Linked DNA regions of Homo sapiens: region 1 is linked to region 2. A link is a loop called in an ENCODE intact Hi-C map of the cell type or tissue named here. Cell type or tissue: Calu3. All regions are shown on one strand. Each heading gives the region's core, and the rest is flanking DNA. Links, peaks and the distances in the headings are about the cores only. Region 1 overlaps USP38-DT (USP38 divergent transcript). Region 2 overlaps USP38-DT (USP38 divergent transcript).

The links. Peaks named below come from ENCODE experiments on the same cell type or tissue, not always from the same donor. Only the 100,000 strongest peaks of a DNase experiment are listed, where the experiment ranks them.
Region 1: it touches region 2 in a loop (16-fold over the local background); 8 of 110 quality-filtered maps call a loop at or near these places.

Annotation. Positions count from the first base shown.
Region 1 is chr4:142,981,175-142,991,866 of GRCh38, forward strand. The region is part of intron 1 of USP38-DT (USP38 divergent transcript); the gene reads right to left. Among named protein-coding and RNA genes, the nearest start is that of INPP4B, 140 kb to the left of the region's middle. In Calu3, for the core only: a CTCF peak has its summit at 4,195 (motif pointing right); a DNase peak (open chromatin) is centred at 4,217.
Region 2 is chr4:143,079,519-143,090,210 of GRCh38, forward strand. The region is part of intron 1 of USP38-DT (USP38 divergent transcript); the gene reads right to left. Among named protein-coding and RNA genes, the nearest start is that of USP38-DT, 100 kb to the right of the region's middle. In Calu3, for the core only: no CTCF peak of the experiment used is centred there; a DNase peak (open chromatin) is centred at 5,243.

The sequences.
Region 1 (10,692 bases), core at 1,134-9,133, 98 kb before region 2:
TTTTTTTAAAGAGCTGAGGATAACGAATACTGATGTTCAATTTGCTAACTACTGTCTTTGCCATATATTAAAATTAAATTTTAATATATGCCCAAATTAAAAACAAAACTGAGGCATGAAAAAGAAACAAAGTTGAAATCTGTAACGAAATAAAAATAATAATTAACATTCAGAAATCTAGATTACTTTGGAGAATCAAGAAAAAGTAATAGAAAAATATATGCCAAAACATTCATTTTATTTAGACTCAAAAAGTCTTATTTTTAAATATATTAAACTAGAAAAAGTTTAGTTTTAACATTAAAGTAATTTCCATTTGAAGAAGATAAAACAAGATGTTTATCTTTCAATCACTAGAAAAAGTGAAAGGAGAAGCAAAGAAAAAAATAATGCAACAGCAAAGAAACATTTTAAATTAAAAAAAGAAAGATGAAAGAAATAAGATCACTCAAAAGAATTTGGACAAAAAATAAAATAACTGAACTCACCTATTAAAACAAAATTTAACAATGTTCAGCTTCAAAACTCACACATAACACAAGGACACCAAAATGCTAAAAACAAAAGGAAACAGAAAGATTGACTAGGCAAAATCAGACCAAAGGAAAGCTACTAGTAATATTAATTTCAAACAAAGTAAAATTGAATTTAGTAAACTATTAAAAAGATAGTCATTTCTGCTGATAAGCAATTTAAATTACAATGAAGATAAATCAGTCATGAACTTCTTTGCTGGCAGTAGATGTCAAACACTGATAGAAAAATTATTTTTGTTGTGAGAATTTAAAACTCTCTTTTACAGAACAAAGACTGACCAAGGTCTTACAAGGATTTCAATAGTACAATTAGTAAGATTTTTTATTAGACAGAGTAAACTTTATTCTACAGAGAACATTTTGAAAATGTTATCATGTAGCTGTTCATGAAGATAATCTCAATAAATGCCAAGAAACAATATATTTTACAGCTCACATTCTCTGACTGAAAATGAAAACTGGTAATTAACAACAAAAATTTTAAACAGAAACTCCCTAATCGCTTGTAAATGTAGAATTGCCTTGCTCAATAACTCTAGGATGAACAGAAAAATAAAAACTGCAATCATAAAATATTTTTTAAATTAAATGTCTGGTTATTAAATAAAAATGGAAGTAAATGAACTCATAATTCAACTCCAAATGGTGAGGGGAAAAACATTTAAGAAAACAGGATGAGTAAAATCATTTACTCTTTATTCAATCATTTATTCAGCAAATATTTTGACAAAGTCTAAAATGTTCCAGACATTGGTTTAGGCACTGAGGATACAGGGAACTTACATTTTAGTAAGCAATAAATAAGTAAATAAGTAAACATAAGTAAAAAGTAAACAAGTTCTTATATAACAATTATATAGAAATCAATGTAAAGAAACATATAGCAGGATAAGGAGTCAGAGATGTAAATAGGATAGGAGGAAATAGCTATTTTAGATAAAATAGTCACAGGGGTTTATCTGAACAGGTGACATTTGAAAAGCGATTTGAAAGACAGAAGTGAGCAAAACAAGCAAACATCTGGAAGAATTTGATGAAAAATGCAGAAATTGGTAAATCAGTAAACTGAGAGCTGATTCCTAGGAAAAGTTATGTATACCCCTGAAAACTAATATTAAGAAATAAAAAAGAAAGCATGCACACACAAATGTAAGAGACTGTAACAACAAACATAAAAGAGACTTAAAAAAATAAACATATGTATGATATAGCATAGTTAGTGCATTGACTTTTGTTCTGGTTATATTGTGAGGCATTCATTATTCTTCAGAATGATAAATACTGAGCTATTAGCTCAGCTTTCCTCTAAATCATACCTCAGTAAAAAGCCCTGTGATTCCCAGCACATTCTTGTCCAGCAATTTTGCTGCCTTTTCAAACTGTGCTAAAGTTTTAACTCACTTAATGGCCATTTTGCTCAAAGAAACACACATTTCATCACTTACAAAGTTACTGTTGACAAGTAGAGAACAACAAAGCCACAATGAGATAAAAGCGGCTTTGGACCCAGACCCAGACTTGTTCAGTCCAAATTCTTACCTCAGCAAAATTTTAAGTTCCTTATGTCATGGCTATTAAGATCCAATTGTGAAGAGCTGAAACAAAAATATACTACACCCACTAAATAACTCCATAAAATGATTACGAAGCAAAAAGCCAAGATGATATATAGTTTTTCTAAGAAAATAAATATTTTAAGAAATAAAGAAAAAATCAAAAATTTAGGAAATAGGATTTTGAATTAGACGTTCCTGTGGTCTGGGAATTTGGGATAAATGTTCAAAGAAACTTTGCTTTAAAGAGAATACCAAGGACTTGCCAAATGTCCACTGTGGGCTTATTAAAAGAAATCAGAATCAGACCTGATCCCTTCACCCCCATTTACCCATGTCCAGCTTATTTTAAAAGAAAGCAATGCTAAAGGAGGTTAATGTACTGCAGAACTGAACTGAGGTGTGAGCTGTCAGCCGAGACAGAAGAGTGTAATGGGTTTCCCCCTCCATTTCCTCACTTCAGTCTAATTAAGGAGAGAGTCCAAGAGAACCAGTTATAGAGATTAGGAGTGCCTAAAGGAAGAGGCGATTGACATTCCCTTCTCTGTCTGATTAGCATAGAATATATGGACCTTGGCCCTGCCAGATGCAGAGGAGACTGTGGTAAGAGAGCTTTTGGGAGAACCTGACACATATTCCTTGTAGCTGACTTGAGCAGGTGGCAAAAGCAGGAACAAGGAGAGAGGGCAGCAGAAGAGGGCCTTCACTAGAAGTTATTTTAAAAAGGTGTTGTGGTCTTAAAGGTGCCCCACAAGAGAACAACCAGAGGACCTCACTATTAGGGACCTCAGATATACTGCCAGGATGGTGAAGAAGTCTCTGTGGCACTCCAAAGAATTAACATCGGCAGTCTGCGGTCTACAAAGACATCAGTGACAATGATAGTTAAGTGGTAAAACTTTTGTTACTCTCTCGAAGTCCCCAAGCACCCCATCCCATCCCTGTGGGAGCCTATTCAGCAGATAGACAGAGAAGAGGAGAACAAATGGGAGAAGGGCAGTGAAATAACAGACCTTGTCTTGGCTCTTGATGCTTTCTAGGATTATATCAGTAAAAAGGATCCAGGAGCTAACTTCAAAGGGTTACCACAGCTCACAAATGAAATAAATTGAGCATGGATAGGAATATTGACTGCAATAATTTGAAATGTATCTAATATGTTAAAATCTTGGATGCTTTAACAACAAAAAAGGAAAAGGAGCCAATGTTTACCGTAGGAAGATGCTAAATAAACAAATAATTATCCTGAAAACCAATACATAAAGAGAAAAAATCAGGAGTACAAGAATAAAACACCATGGAAGTTGTATAATGAAACTTAAGCTCAGAGTCTCCAGAGTTCAGTGCAATCTCCAGCACACAGTAGCAAATTAATAAATAATTTTAAATTAAAGGCAAAAAAGAGGGACATCAGAAAGATGGGGGAATATGAAGCATTTTATCTTCCTCCTCCCCATAGACAGACAAATTCAACAATAACAATACATGGACCAATTCCCTGTATGAGAAGTCCAGAAACGAACTGAGGGGCTCCTAAACCACAGGCAAGAGCAACACGAGCCTAACTGAAGATGGTGGAAAAATTCAAGGTTCCTCCTCTCAACCACATGATCAACAACAACAATAACAAAACCAGTTCCCAATTTTCTACCTGGGGAGATAAGAAAAGGACTGGACCATACTTCAAAAGTTATGACTTTTCTGGGTGCTGCCCAAGGTTTATTTCTGCCTGGCTGAATCTGAATGCTGTCAGGAAAGGTCCCCAGTTGGAAGCCACTGAGAACAAAAGCAGCAGGTTGGACTTGCATGCACATACTTTCCATATGCCCTCCCTCTGGCTCAGTCCTGAGTCAGTGGGGCAAAACCCTCAAATCCCAACTTCTCCCTGGAGAGAGAAAGAGTTGAATTGTTCATTCATCATTCCAAATTTTCCAGGGACTGCCTGAGGGATGGTTTTTGTTGTTGTTGTTGTTGTTGTTTGTTTGTTTGTTTGTTTGTTTTTCTCACCTGTCTCAGAATACCCACAGGACCCAGTATACTCTAGGTGCCTTAGGAAGGACTGTTGAGAACAACCACAGAAAAAGAGCTTGGGGCGTGCTGCTGCCCCAGAAGACCCATACAGCAAAGAACACCAGAGGGAGCAAGAGATTACAAACGCCGGAAGGAAAAAAAAAAAGCTGGCAAATCCAGCTAATTTGGATAACACAACTTCAGATAAAATGCATACAGAGACATTTGAGAGGCCCCCAGTATCTCTGGCTGGGCTGACTGGTGAGGGTCTTCTCCCATACAAGGCCAGTCTGTGAAGACTGGTAGGGATGTCTATTTTTCCTAATATGCAGATGCCAACACAAAAAGTCAAGGAAAACGAAGAAACAAGAAAATACAGCCAGAACAAAGGAACAATATATAAAGCATCAGAAACCAACTCTAATAAAACAGAGATGTATGATTTATCTAACAGATAATTCAAATTAACCATATAAATATCCTCAATGAGCTCAGGAGAAAAATGTATAAGCAAAATGAGAATTTCAACGTAGAGCTAGAAAGTATTTTTAAAGTGCTAAACAGAAATCTTTGAGTAAAAGAATACAGTAACTACACTGAAAAATTCACTAGAAGGATTCACTAGAAGACTAGATGAAGGAGAACAAAGAATCAGTAAACTCAAAAAACATTGAAAAGACAACCTATGGAGTGGAAGAAAATATTTGCAAACTATATATCTGATAAGGGGTTAAGAGATTTTCTACAAATTATATTATGTAACCTATAAACAGAGACAATTTTACTTCTTCCTTTCTGATTTGGATGCCTCTTTTTTTCCTGCCTAATTTCTCTGGCTCAGATTTCCAATATTATGTTGAATAGAAGTAACAAGAGAGGACATAATTGCTTCTTTCATGATCTTAGAGGAAAAGCTTTCAGTTTTTCATTAATGAGTAGCTGTGAGCCTTTTACTTCTGCCCTGTTTTATGTATTGGTATTTTTTTTCTATTCCCTAGTTTGTTGAGTTTTTTAAATCATTAAACAGTATTGATTTATATTAAATGCATTTCTGCATCTGCTGAGATGGTCTTGTGGTTTCTATCCTTTGTTCTGTTCATGTATTTTATCACATTGATTGATTTTCATATGCTGAACCATCCTTATGTCACAGGCATTAATACCATTTGACATGGTGTATTTTATTTCTTGGTTTGCTAGTATTTTATGGGGATTTGGTCATCTTATGGTGTCTTTGTATGAGTTTGATATCAGGGTAATGTTGGCCTCATGAGGTTGGGAGTGTTCCCTCCTCTTCAACTTTTTGGAAAAGTTATAGAAGGATCAGCATTAATTATTTTTTAAATGTTTGGTAGAATTCACTAATGAAGCCATTTGATTTTGGGGCTTTTCTTTGTAGGGAATTTTTGATTACTGATTCAATCACTTACCAGTTATAGATATGTTCAGAATTTCTGTTTCTTCATGATTCAATCATGATAGATGGTAAGAGTCTAGAAATTTATCTATTTCTTCTAGGTTATTCAGTGTGTTGGCATATAACTATTCATAGTGGTCTCTTATAATCCTTTTTATTTCTGTGGTATTAATAGTAATGTCTCCTCTTCATTTCTGATTTTATTTACTTGAGTCTTCTTTTTTCTTAATTAGCCCAAAGAATTGTCAATCTTCGTCTTTTTTACCAACTTAAGTTTCATTCATTTTTTCTATTGTTTTACTATTCTGTATTTCATTTTTGCTCTAATCTTCATTGTTTTCTTCCTTCTGCCAACTTTCTATTTAGTTTGTCCCTTTCTAGATTTTTTAAACTTTTATTTTAGGTTTGGGGTACATGTGAATGTTTGTTACATAGGTAAACACCTGTCATGGGGGGTTTGTTGTACAGACTATTTATCACCCAGGTGTTAAGCCAAGAACCCAATGGTTATCTTTTCTATTCCTCTCCCTCCTCCAGAACTCCCTCCTCAAGGAGACACCAGTGTCTGTTGTTTCCTTCTTTGTGTTCATAAGTTCTTATCATTTAGCTCCCACTTATAAGTGAGAACATGCAGTAGTTTTCTGTTACTGCATTAGTTTGCTAAGGATAATAGCTTCCAACTCCATCCATGTTCCCATAAAAGACATGATCTCGCTCTTTTTTATGGCTGCATAGTATTCCATGGTGTATATGTACCACATTTTGTTTACCCAATCTGTAATTGATGGGCATTTAGGTTGATTCTATGTATTTGCTATTGTGAATAGTGCTGCAATGAACATTCATGTACATGTGTCTTTATGGGAGAATGACTTATATTCCTCTGGGTATATACCCAGTAATGGGATTGCTAGGTCAAATGGTAATAAAGTGTAAAATTAGATTGTGTACTTGAGATCTTTGTTCTCTTTCAGTGTAGGCATTTATAACTCAGTACTGCTTTTGCTGCACTCCATGTTTTGTTATGCTGTGTTTTCATTTATATCTCGATATATTTCTAATTAATCTTAGAAATTACACTTTGACCATTAGTTTTCAAGGTTGTATTGTTTAATTTACACAAATTTTTGAATTTTCCAGTTTTCCTTTTTCTATTAATTTCTAGTTTCATTCCATTGCATTGAGTAAAGGCACTTGGTGTTACATAAATGCTTTTAAATTTGTTAAGACTTGTATTTTGACCTAACACAATCAATTCTTGAGAATGTTCCCTGTACTCTTGAAGAGAAAGTGTATTCTCCTGCTGTTGGGTTGGTCTCTATTGTTGTTGAAGTCTTTTGTTTCCTTATTAATCTTCTCTCTGGATGTTCTATCCATGATTGAAAATGGGAAATCTCCTACTACAATTGTGTTGCTATTTTTCCTTTCAGCTCTAGCAATGTTTGCTTCATATATTTGGGTATTCTAATGTTGGGTGCATACACATTTATAATTGTTATAAATTCTTGGTGATTTGACTTTTTGTCATTGTATAATGTCCATCTTTGTTATTTATAGTTTTTAATTTAGTTTATTTTTTCTGATATAAGTACAGATACCCTGCACTCCTTTGGTTACCATTTCCTTGGAATATTTTTTCCATCCTTCCAATTTCAGCCTCTGTGTGTTCTTATATCTGTAGTAAGTCTCTTGTAGACAGTATATGGTTGGATCTTATTTTTTATCTACTCAGGCACTCTATGGCTTTTGACTGAGGAATGTAATCAATTTATACTCAAAGTAATTACTGATAGGGAAGTACTTAACACCGCCATTTTGTCTAGTATTTAGTGTATGTCTCGTAGCTTTTTCATCCTTCTTTTCCTTTCTTGTCTTCTTTTGCAGGGATTTTTTGTGAGTAATGACATATTTTGATTTATTTCTCATTTTCTTTTGTGTATCTTCAATAAAAATTTTCTTTATGATTATCAGATTTAAATAAAATACCTTATAGTTATAACAATCTACTTTGTGCTGATAAAAAGTTAACCTCACTTGCATACAAAACTTTACTTTTTTACTTCTATTCCTCCACACATTTTGTGTTATTGATGTCACAATTATATCTTTTTATATTGTATATCCATTAAAATATTTTCATAATTAGTTTTCTAAATAATTTTGTCTTTTAACTGCTACACCAGAATTAAAAGTGCTTAATGCACCACTATTTCAGAATTATTCTGTGTTTATCTATATATTTACCTTTACCAGTAAGCTTTGTACTTTTATATCTTTTTGTGTTGATGTCCAGCATCCTTCTGTTTCAATTCAAAGGACTCTCATAGCATTTCTTATAAGGCGGGTCTAGAGCAGTGATAAACTCTCTGAACTTTTGTTTGCCTGGTAACATCTTTATCTCTCCTTCATTTATGAAGGACCATTTCATGCAGTATAACATTCTTGGTTGGCAGTTTTTTCTTCAGCACTTTGAATGTCTTAGTCTACTCCCTCCTGGCCTACATTGTGTTGGCTGAGGAATTTGCTAATGGTCTTACGAAGGATACCTTGCATGTGATGATCCACTTTTATCTTGCTGCTTTCAGAATTCCCTCTTTGTCTTTGACTTTTGGCAATTTGATTATAATGTGTCTCAGTGTAGACTTCTTTAGGTTTATCCTAGTTGAAATGCACTGGGATCCAGAATCTGGACATCTATCTTCATCCCCAGATTTGAAAGGTTTTTAGTCATTATTTCTTCAAATAGGTTTTCTTCCTTTTTCTCTCTCTCTTCTTTTTCTATAACTCCAATAATATATATAGGTCTATTTGATGTTTGTCTCATAGGTACCTTAGGCTTTCCTTACTCTTTTTATTCCTTTTTTCTTTTTCCTCCTCTGACTAAATACTTTCAAATGATCTGCCTTCAAGATAGGTGATTCTTTCTTCTGCTCAATCAAGTCTGCTGTTGATCCCCTCTAGTTCATTTTTTAGTACAGTTATTACATTATTTGGCCCCAAGATTTCTGCTTGGCTCTTTTCTGTATTTTCCATCTGTATGCTGATACTCTCATTTTGTTCCTGCCTCATTGAGCAACTTTAACATGGTATTTTGAATTATTTGTCAGGTAATATATATATACCTCCATTTCTTTCAGGTGACTTTCTAGAGATTTATGCTGTTTCTTTGATTACACATTTCCCTGTTTCTTCATGTGCTTTGTAACTTTGAGTTGGGATCTGTGTATCTGAAAAAAAAAAGCCACTTTTTCAGTGCTTATGGGTTGCTTTTGTACAAAGAAAGACTTTTTCCAGTCATCCTGGCTAGAGATTCTGAAAGCTTCTCAAACCCTTTCTGCGTATGTAATCTTCTCTGGATTTTTGCATGTAAATTCCCAATTGGAGGGATTTGCCAGTTTCTTTTTTCAGGGGCTCATAATCTCTTGCTCATTCTCATGTCTGTGTGGGGTTTTGTAAGTTCTCTAACCTGCTACAAGCTGCCCAATCTCTTTTTGGTCTCAGAAGCCTGTAGGCTTCTAGAATATGTCAGGTTCCATCAGTAATCTGGAGATAGGTGAGACAGAAACTAGTACCTCAGGAAGTCTCCTGAAAAGTCAGAACATTGGAAGCACTCTTTTTTTTGTTCTTAAAGCAGCCAGGCGTTGGAATTTGCTCCAGCTCATTTCATGCTAAGTGGAGTGAAGAATTATGGCAAGTGTATAGTAGTCCAAACCATTGCCTTAGTTCTCAGAAGCCTTAGTCTGATGCTCTTTCTTGTCAGCATTTAGATTCAGGCAAGACAGAAACCAGTCCTATGGGTAGCCACCTAAAATGTCTAATCCTTGAATGTATGTTTAAGTCTTCTTTTTCCCTCCCCAGAAAGAAGCCAGGAGATGAATGCTTTTCTCCTGATTGTGCCACACTGAGCCAGGGGAGGAACTATGGCCAATGAGTATGTGTTAATTCATTCTCGCATTGCTATAAAGAAATATCTGTAATTTATAAAGAAAAGTGATTCAATTGTCTCACACTTCTGCAGGCTGTACAGGAAGCATAATACTGGCATCTGATTGGTGATTGGAAGCCTAAGGAAACTAACAATCATGGCAGAAGGCAAAGGAGGAGCAGACACAGTCATATGGCCTGAGCAGGAGCAAGAGAGAGAGCTAGAGGACAAGTACTACACTTCTTAAAGAAGCAGATCTCAGGGTGGAGCCAAGATGGCTGAATAGGAACAGCTCCGGTCTACAGCTCCCAGCGTGAGCGACACAGAAGATGGGTGATTTCTGCATTTCCAACTGAGGTACCGGGTTCATCTCACTAGGGAGTGCCAGACAGTGGGTGCAGGACAGTGGGTGCAGCGCACCATGCGTGAGCCAAAGCAGGGCGAGGCATTGCCTCACTCGGGAAGTGCAAGGGGTCAGGGAGTTCCCTTTCCTAGTCGAAGAAAGGGGTGACAGATGGCACCTGGAAAATCGGGTCATTCCCACCCTAATACTGTGTTTTTCTGACGGGCTTAAAAAATGGCACGCCAGGAGATTATATCCTGCACCTGGCTCAGAGGGTCCTACGCCCACGGAGTCTCGCTGATTGCTAGCACAGCAGTCTGAGATCAAACTGCAAGGCAGCAGTGAGGCTGGGGGAGGGGCGCCTGCCATTGCCCAGGCTTGATTAGGTAAACAAAGCAGCCAGGAAGCTGGAACTGGGTAGAGCCCACCACAGCTCAAGGAGGCCTGCCTGCCTCTGTAGGCTCCACCTCTGGGGGCAGGGCACAGACAAACAAAAAGACAGCAGTAACCTCTGCAGACTTAAATGTCCCTGTCTGACAGCTTTGAAGAGAGTAGTGGTTCTCCCAGCATGCAGCTTGAGATCTGAGAATGGGCAGACTGCCTCCTCAAGTGGGTCCTTGACCCCCGAGCAGCCTAACTGGGAGGCATCCCCCAGTAGGAGCAGACTGAAACCTCACACGGCCGGGTACTCCTCTGAGACAAAACTTCCAGAGGAACGATCAGGCAGCAGCATTTGCGGTTCACCAAGATCCGCTGTTCTACAGCCACCGCTGTTATGCAGCCACCGCTGCTGACACCCAGGCAAACAGGGTCTGGAGTGGACCTCTAGCAAACTCCAACAGACCTGCAGCTAAGAGTCCTGCCTGTTAGAAGAAAAATTAACAAGCAGAAAGGACATCCACACCAAA
Region 2 (10,692 bases), core at 1,147-9,146:
ACTAGTATACACAGCTGCCTAATTGAGGTCTCCACTGAGACGTACCACAAGCATTTTCAAGCTTAACATTTCTAAAATTGAACTCTTGTCCTAGCTTCAAAATCTCTTCTTTCAAAAGTCTTTTCCAGATCACTAAATTCCGCCACTACCCATCCAGCCACTCAAAGCAGATTTCTTGACATCATTCCCCATATCCAACTTATGATTAAAATCTGTTGATGCTCTCTTCAAATACATATCTCAAATACATTTGATTGTTCCCATCTTCATTGGCCTTACTCTAGTCCAAGTCACTTTATCTCCTGTGTAGTATATTGTAATCATCTCCTAAGAAGTCTCCCTGCTTTGACTAAGATTTCCCTCCAGTCCATTCTCCAAACAGGAGCAGAAGTGATTCTTTTGAAATGTAAATGAGATAATGACTGTCTTATTTTCAAAATATTTCAATAACTTCACATACCTGGAATAAAATTTAGAACTCTTAACCTGATTTAAGATGAACTAAGCATTATATAATTGTCTGCCTTCCCTACACTTCCTTCAAACACAGAATGTACATTCTGTATACTCTTAGTACTCTCTCACTCACCAGCTCCAGATCACAGTGCACATAAGGTTCTTTAAGAACTGCAATTTATTTGCTGAACCATAACCCTCTAACATTGCTATTTCTTCTCCATTGGATGCTCCTTCCACACCTAGGACCCTCTTCCTTATAGTCCTCTCTTGACTAGTTCTTTTTCATCCTTCAAATTCAGATCTCAGATGAAATATCATCTTCTTCTAGCGGTCTTCCTGGCTACCCAACTTAAAGTGTGCCCCTACCATTATTCTCTCTCACAGAATTCTGCCACAAGAAAATTTTTAATTATACTTTTACTTGTTATTTGTTTGGTGTCTGCATTTCCAATTAGGCTAAGAGCTCAATGAGAGCAGAAATCAGGTCTGTTTTATCCACCTTATATATCAAGTACCTAACTTACGTTCAGCAAATACATGGTGAGCAACTACATAAATAAATTAATTAAAGTACCTGTGCTGAGATGAACTATTCCCATTTACCAAGAGGATTAGGTAGTTCTGGTTCTGATTCACTGCATGAAATGTGTCTCTTGTCCTAGGGAACTGAGACAAACGCTCAATTCAGTAGCTAGTAGAAGTACGACTACATCATTTTGAGCACTAAGCTAAATTTGTTTTGTGATGGTGATCACCCCAGGTTAGAGATGAGGAATTATTTCCATACTTCAAAAGAATATAGAAGAGATGTTCTATTCAGTAAATGTAGTTGAGCACCTCCACTTAGAGGTCATTCTGTGATTTAATGTGAAGTGAGTAGCTTGACTTCATATGGTTGTTGGGCCATTCTTCTAACCACCAATTCATTCTGGAATTGTATTTTGCAATGCATTAAAAAGTACATGCTGGACCTCTGCTTGTATGTTGAAAACATACACCAAGGGACAACCATTTTTGAGTCTCAGAACTATACTCTTGGGAAAAATCAAAATTATATAGGGAAATTGGCACTTCCTATATTCGGGTCAGAATGTTCTAGATATGGGGTTGCAATAAAAATGTTCTTTTATAACTTACTGAACTTTGGAAAATTGGATGCATGAGAGATCTGAGTTCAGAATAATTTGCCTTTGAAGGTCTTCTTGGGAATATATTAGTTCCAGAAGCAAAATAAAAAGAAATGAGAGGGGAGATTTTATTTTAAGGATTTTAATTTCACTGTAGAAACTTGATAATTGAAACAGAATGGAAACAGAAAGTGTTTGGATTTCAAGCTTTCATATTACTGCATTGTATTAATAGGATTACTGGCATCTGTACATAATTCTCTCTAATTAGCTGAGTTACATAGTCTAAAATGGATTATAAAATAGGGGGTGAAGTTTTCCAGAATGTAACCTAAGAATTAGCATAAGCAATATAATCTGGACTCATTTCAGAATCTCCTCTGATTATTTCTTAATCTTTTTCCCATAAGAGACATCCTCAACTTTAGATTTGCCTTTGAAACCCAATGAATTAACAGGATAAGTAGCAAAGTCAAAGAAAATAGGCATTAGGAGAGGGAAAACCACCTCTACTGATTGGGACTTTTTTACCTGCAAGAAACAACTCTCAACACAAAAAAGGTTAAACAAAAGGGAGATTAATTAGTAACACACTTCCATAATCATAGACTCAAAGAGGAAGCAAAGAAGCTTTGAAGACCTCAAGGAGTAACTCCCCAGGATCATCTCTCATCAGTCTTAGTTTCCCCAAGTAGTGAGAGACATAGAACCAGCAGCTCTAAATCATACTCCTTCAGCTTTTTGCAGTAAAGAAAGAAAGAGAAAATTTCCCCCAGAGAGCTACTTAGGAAACAAATCTCAGGGAAGTATTCTGGTTGGCTACTGAGCCAATCACAGTGTCCAGGGGAACATGATAATCTAATTGGATAGAACTGGATCATGTGCACAGCCCTGAGACAAGTAGCTAGAGGAGTACTATGATTGGAAACTCTACCAGAATATCACAATATGAATTAAAAAATAGAACCCACACTTCCCCCACCAAAGGCTAAGAGGACATTTTTGTTACAAGAAGACAAGAGAAGCTGAGTAGCCAAAACCACAGATATTCCTCTCACTTTCCTTCCATCTACATTCAGGAGGGAAAGGAAGAGAAAGGGAGGGGAGGGGAGGGGGAGGGGAGTGGAACGGAGGGGAGGGGAGGGGAGGGGAAGGGATGGGAGTTTTAATGTCAAAATGACTTAATCAAAACTTTTCCTCACTTTATTTGTGATAGAAAGTGAATACCTTTTTCTCCCTTTATTTAGAGAGACATACATATATATCAACATTTGAAATGGGGATTTCTATACAGGGGATTTGTAAGAGTTATGTGCATCCAGTTTTCAATGCATCTTATTATTTTTTTTTTTTTTTTAGAGAAAGGTATGGTGGGCAAAATAATGGCCCCAAAGATGTCTACATTCTCATCCTCAGAACACATGAATATGTTGCCTTACATGGCAAAGCAAAGGGGACTTTTAAAATGTGATTAAGCTTACAGACACTGAGAGGAAAAGACTGCCTGTATTATCCAAGTAAGCCCAATCTAATCACATGAATAATTAAAAATGGAAAACCTCTCCTGGCTTTGGTTAAAGAGAGACTTGGTGAGGGTTAAAAAGTCATGGAGATGCAAAGTTGCTGACTTTGAAGATGGAAGAAGGACACCAGGAGTCAGATGGTACAGATGACCTCTAGAAGCAGGAAAGGCAAGGAAGCAGATTCCTCCCTAGAGCCTTCAGAAAGTAACTGAGCCTGTTGATACCTTAACTTTAGCCCAGTGAGACTGGTTGTCAGACTTCTGGCCTACAGAGCTTTAAGATAATAAACGTGTGTTGCTTCATAACACTACATGTGTGGTAATTTGCTATTGCAGCAACAGACAACTAACAAAAGGCAATAGGAAACTATTTACAAAACTTTGATTAAGAACAATAGACCATACACAGAGTCTGTTAATATTTGCTTCCAATGACAAGAAAAAATTGTAAAATAGCTCTTCTATGGGGGTTGCAAGTTCTATTGGGAGGATTTTCCAATGAATTAGTAAGATGTGAGGACATAAATTATACCATATTCACACAGGTGATGTCATCCCTTGTATCAAAAGGTTAGTGTACAGTGTAGTTTGGTTTTTTCTCCCCTGACTTTTTCTTCTAGCTAGCCTAAATTATGGAAAGATTTCAATTGGCTTTAGGAGATTTGGGCCATTGAGTGATATGTTTCTGCTTCTCATATAACAAACTATGGGGCCAGAAACCATGTAGAAATGACCCTGACCTGAGAGACAGAAGCTAAGCAGGGGTGAGAAAGCACTGGGTGAGTCTGAATCTACATTATAGAACAGAACTGTAGAAATAAGACATTCTGTCTGGCAGATATCAATGATGCCAGTGGTAATGCTCAAGATCTTTATAGGCAAGAATAATTGAAATGGCATGTATCTTCAAGAGAAGAATTCCCACTATAAAAAGAACTCAGCTGGTATTGTGGTGGGAAAATTGAAATCCTGAAAATTGGTGTCACTTCCCTCTTTGTTCAAATGCCCAATAAATACAAGAGTTCTAAATGTAGTCAAATAATGGATAAACTAAAGAGAACCTAAGCAAACCATGTGTAAATTACATAAGCCATTCTGCAACAACTGGCCTTAATGTCATCAGATACAAACTCCTTGAAGGCAGAGACTTTGTTTCCTACTTTATACTCAGTGTCTGGCAGTAGATAGTTAATATGAGCATGGTGAATACATGAAAAGCATTACAGTTGCATCATGACTTCAGATGCCAGGATGTCCTGTTTGGCTTGGAGCCATCCTAAGAGGACATAATCCTAAATTTCCTCAGCTAAAGAACAGCCAATTCCAGAGCAGTTCTTTCTTTTGCTTGATAGTGCATGCCAGTCACTTAAAATGAGCAGCAACTCCTGCAGCTGTTATAAAGACACACACCAATGACTGCTTATCTCCAGGGGAAGCCTGGACATTAGATGTCTAATGTCAGCTGCTTAAATAACAAGCTGATGATATTGGATGAATCTTTTAGTGCCACACAGCTCTGTCTCCTTCTTCCCAAACTGAGAGAGCAATAACCTCTTTCCCCCTCAGGCCTTTGTACCGACTGTTCTCTCTGTTTGGAATGCCCTCCCCTAGAATTTGCCAACCTGGCTCCTCCTTACCATTCTTGGCTTAGCTGGAATGCCACCTACTGAAAGAGGCAATCCCATCTGGAGTAGCTCCTCAGTCACTGTTTATCATCTCATCTCGTTTTATCACCAGCTTACATTCTCTTGCTTCTTTGCTTTTGCTTTTGCTTTTGCTTTTATTTTTGTTTATTATGTCTTCCCACTAAAATTTAGCTCTTTTCCTCCTTCTTCACCTCTATATACCCAGCTGCTAGAACACAGTATATGTTCACAGTATATGTTTAATAAATATTAATGAATAAAATATGTCAAAGGTAAGTTCATGGGACCCATTCAATAGACAATGTTACAATACCTGAGAAAGGCTTAGGACTGCAGTTCCAGTAGACAAACAGAGGACAGGAGACTAACTAGTTAGTCCTTTCCCCCTTCCTCCCCACATCCCCTACCTGCACTCTGTAATCCCTTACAGGAGCACCATACATACCATCTGACATTCTCTGGAATGCTGAAGAGTTTCACCACAGACCTAGAGGCTCTCCAGGAAAGAAACAATGCGTTATTCAGTTCCATGTCTCAAACCCCTGGCATGTGACAGTCACCAGCAGGGCACTCATTAAATGTTTGGTTGAAGGAATGAAATTGTTGAGACCTATAGTCAACAAAACTGAGCTTAAGTACCATCTTTGCTATATAATAGATGACTTGGGCAAATCTTACACTCTCTGAGCCTCAGTTTCCTCATTTGGTTAATAAATATCAAATGAGATAACAATTTAGAATCTCCTAATATAGGGTCAGTTTTCAAAACACATTGGTTTAGGAAAAAGGGCTATTCACTTTGGTGAAGCTTACTCTTTTGAATGAAAAAAAAAAGTGACAAACAACATTTTGAAGACTAAGAACAAGAAATATAATTTATTATCCCATAAATAGCAAGACACATATTTCAGTTTCCTACTAAGGAAAATATGGTAAGAGCAATAAAGATAAAACCTTGTTGTTTTTCAAAGCTGGAGGAGGAAATGATAATTAAATAACACTGTGATTTTTCTTTTAATGCAATTTTTAAATGCATAAGGAAATGGCTAAAGGTTGCTAGGATCTGTCACCAAAAGTATTTTAATTCCTCCTTAAGGTTCAGAAACGTATATGAAGTCTCCCCCATTTTTTTCCTAAAAACGGTTAATGTCATGATTCAGGAATATTTCACAAACTTTCACAGAGTAATGAGCCCATCTTGTGGCCTTTTATAATATTGCCACTTTCAAAGTGAAATATTACTTGTTAACCATAGGTTTAAATGGTGTCTTTTATTCAACAAATATAACTTTTGAGCACTTACTGCATGCCAGGTATTATGCTGCTGAATGCTGGAGATACAATGATGGGAAATGAAAAAAAAAAAAAAAAAAAGACAAGGTCCCTGCTCTAAAATCATATAAATTTAAAGGTGACAGACTTTTGGGCAGAGACATTATAGTAAAAGAATAGTTAAGTGCAATTGTACAAGGGTATAAACTTCAGTTACTACACAAGAGTTAAGTGTTCCCAGAACTCAGAATGAAACTGCTATATCCCCACTTCCAGGAATAACTCTGATCACTAAAGAAATCCTCTCTCCTTAGAGCCTGGGTTAAATATTAATTTCTAGTCTTCCACTTTATGAGAAAGTGTTACATATTTTCTTAACCTACTGAACCCACAGAAACCTGAGTACACCTAGTTCTCATCTAAATCTCTAATTCTCAGAGCACATCAAGGATAAAAATATTTTCAATAGCTTCTTATGTGTGTTCCCTATTGGTAAACAGGTTTTCTATTTCCTTAGGCCCACTCAAATCATAGCTTTAAGAAAATGGAAAGGCAAAAGTCTTTTAAGGAAGTGAAGGATATAAAATAGAAATTTTCATCATGCAGGAAAAGAAAGAGAAAGCCCATTCTTTCCAACCTCATGGTTTGGGGGGGAAATAGGGATAGAAGTCAGGAATATTAGCAATCAGATCTGTGCCCCAACCTCCTGGCTTCAAGGTTTTGTGGGATAAGTAGGTTGTAACAAGTGGGGAAGAGCATTCCCTATCTGAAGGTATTAGAGGACATCATTCTGCAGAGTGGCCTCTGACAAACAAGTGGCCACATCTAGTATAAGGAAGACAGTGGAGAGGTATGGTCAGCCACAGAGATAGAGGGCTGCCCCTCTATTCCTGTGTGACAGAGATACTGGGATGAGAACCCATGGGCCAATTGTGGGATCTGCCATAGCAGGGGCAAAGCTATTGCTGCTGTTGCAGGGTGAACATTCTTGGCCAATGGCAAATGGAGGGTGTGAAAAAGACTCAAAAGTGTCTCAGAACTATCAAGAGCTAAAGAGAGGCCAAGTTATCAGGAAGGGAAAATCTGAATCACATCTTGTCCAAGCTGAGAAAGAGGAATGCATAAGTTTACCCGGCAGAGAGGTCAGCAGTGGACCATAGTAGAAAGCAAGAATTAGAACAGATCAAACATCCTTCAGTAGACAGCAGATAATCTACACCTAAGGATGCCATGTAGGTTACAACCATATACCCCGATGCCTACATTTCTCTATCTCTTATGTATAGACTACCACCTTCACTTGCTTTTACAACTCATGCCTCACATACCTTATTCAGCAAAAGAAAGGTTCTTCCTAAGAATCCATTCTTCTTAAAAGGCATAAAAGAAGGAAAAAAGCTAATTATTTTTAAAATATATCCTCTAACAATGTTTATATGATCATGAGATTGAAAGTGTGAAAGTAGGGTTTCATGGCAAAAGCAAATTTTAAAATAATATTGAAGGCAATGAAGAGAGAACAGATTTTAAGCTTGACATAAGTTCTTTGGAAAGATCTCTGTGGTAGAAGTATGCAAGGTGAGCCAAAATTTTCTTCCCCTTCTTTCCCTCTTTATTCATTTAATTTCTTCAACAGATATTTTGGAGAACCTACTTTATACCAGATGCTTAGCAGATAATTAGCACAAATATGACTTAAGAGAGAAGGGAATCTTTTCTTCCTCCAAAGTTTTCAGATCTGGAGATTAGATGATTTTTTGTTTTTGTTTTTGTTTTTTGTTTTTTTGACACACGGTCTCATTCTGTTTCCCAGGCTGGAGTGAAGTGGCAAGATCACCGCTCACTGTAGCCTCAACCTCTCAAGGTTCAGGTGATCTTCCTGCCTCAACCCACTGAGTAACTGGGACTACAGGCACATGCCATCACACCTGGGTAGTTTTTGTACTTTTAATACAGACAGGGTTTTGCCGTGTTGCCCAGGCTGGTCTCGAACTTCTGTACTCAAGAAATCCACCTCTCTTGGCCTCCCAAAGTGTTGAGATTACTGGCGTTAGCCTCCCTGCCCAGCCTAAATGAATTCTTTAGCAATCCATTCAACAAATATGTGTTGAGTGTTGACTACGTACCACACACTGTGCTAGGCACTAGACAGGAACAGTTGTACCAGAAATTAATATAAGAAATGAAATATGTTGCAGAAAGTTTAGATCAAGTAATCTGTCATATTCTGGAGCCATGTAGATGAACCAAGAACATAAGAAGAACATAAGGATTTTGTTAGTTCCTTCAGATCACTCAATCATAAGGTTGCTCTCCTGAAATTAAAGAATGACTATCAATTCCTCAGTTAAGAGACTGTATGTTGGGGGTCAACCTGACAATTTTCTTTATAAATTGCTTTTAAATAAATAAAAATTCAGTTTCTTTCCTGTTCTTCTATTCCTCATTCGTTCAATTTATTCACTAAATATGTATTAATTGCTACTATGTGCCAGTAAACTCTAGTTGATGCTTGAGATACAATTATAAACAAGACCTTTTGTCAGTTCCTACAGCATGTTTTTTCCATCAATCTTCCCTCTCTAAAAGACTCTGGAATTCTAGACTTCTATCCCTGTATCAAGCCCATTCACCTGATCACCTGCCTCAGCCATTGCTGTCAACCTCCAAGGTATCATGTTTCTCCAGCATCATGACAAACTCAGGGCTTCTCTAAGAGGCTTCCCTGAGTTATGGAAAGGAAAGCAAGGATGGAAAACTCTTTTGCTGTTCTCTCCCTCATGTTTCAGGATCCTCTACCTGATCCAAGGAGGGCTTTTGTCTTCTCCCTGTATAACTTTCCTTCACCCTCCCTGCCCTAGAGGTTAGAGTAAAATTTTATCTTAGTCCCCCAAGCTTTGAGTATTGATTATTAACCCATTTCCCATTTGCCCTGAGAGTACTTATCTCCAATCCTAATGTAACATCATATACTTTTCTGTTACATTAGGATTAGAGACAAGTGCTGTTTAGAAATAACTCCATGAACAGTTTTCGTATTTTATTTTCACATTAAAAATCAGTCAGATTTGCTTCGGCCTCAAAAAGCATGTTTATGTATAATTAAATGAGCCCTGGAAGTGAGCTGCACCTTTTATTGCTAAATGGGAAATGGGTTAAAGGGAAGCTTTTGGAATTCAGGAACCCCTTTTCTCCTTGGGGTGACTACCTCTTGCAACTGAAAGCTTGGCCTTCAAGATTACTGTCATACTATGAACTATTAAATTCAAAACTTATCAGTGATCTCATTATTCTAGTCTGTCTTTGCCTTCTTCCTAAATCAATGAATGGGAGAAGAACACTAAGATGACAAGAATGATTTCAGTAAAGAGGAATAGAGAACCCCAGTTTAAAAATCTCCAAAAAGGATTGTTCTGCTTATATTTGAGTAATTACTTAGAAAATGTCAATTTCTCTCACCATGCTGCAAATGTCTTTACAACAGGGACTATATCTGTTTCCCTCCCAGTGTGTTCCCAGTTAATGAAGACATGGTCCTTGCCCTGGCAGTGTTAGACTGCTCAGACAGACAATTAAACAAACAATTACAATGCAATGTGTTTTGTTCTAAAACAAGAAACTGTAAAGCACCTTAGAAGAACATTTGAGGGTGACAACCCAGACTTGAGCACCAGAGAAGGATCCCTGGAGGAATTAATAGATAAACTGGGACCTGAAGCGTAAAGAGAAGTTAGTCAAATAAAGGCCATTTGTGAAGAACTCTCTATAAATTATGCTCCAGAGTTTGGATTTTTTTTTCTAAAGGCAATAAAAAGCCATTGAAGGATATAAATAGGGGATTGGGACCTTTTAAAAGGTCACACTGTAGGATAGAAATTGAATATAGAAGAATGTGTGGAGGTGGGAAAGGCTGTTAGGAAATGTTGGTTGAATTCCAAGCAAGTCTGGAATTCCAGGGGGCCTGGCCCAGGATGATGACAGTAAGAACAGAGAGAGGTACATGAGTTGCTGATAAAGTAAGGAAGGAGCAAGAGGAATTTAGGACATTAGCTAGATTTCTGGCTTAGGCAATTGGGTGATGACACTGACCAGTATGAAAAAGAGGTATAGAAACAGTTTTGTGAGCAATTTCCAAATGCATTTAGAACAGTTATACATAGTGGCTCCAGGTTCATTTATTCATCAATAAATACTTTGATTGTGAAAAAGGTCATTTTCACAAATTCCTCCTTACTAGCAATAATCACTTTACCTTTCCAAGATTTGGAGAGCATTAGGGACTATTGTTTCAGCACCTACCCTTTAATCTCACTTCAACAGAGGCAAAAAACTTTTTCTGTAAAGGGCCAGATAATAAATATTTTTGACTTTGAATATCATACAGTTTTGTCACCACTATGCAATTCTGCCACTGTAGCAAAAAGCAGCTGTAAAAAAAATTTTAAATAAATGGGTGTGGCTCTGTTCCAATAAAACTTTATTTATAAAAATAGACAATGGGCAGGATTTGGCCCACAGGTCCAACTTTGCCAAACTCTGACCTAGAGTTATGTTTCCCAGCACATCCCAGCATTGTGTAATGTTTCCATACCCCTGGATACACTTTGTGAAAGGAAAATATCTTGGACCCCCAAAATCACTAAGGAAAACTCAAGCTGGAAACTGC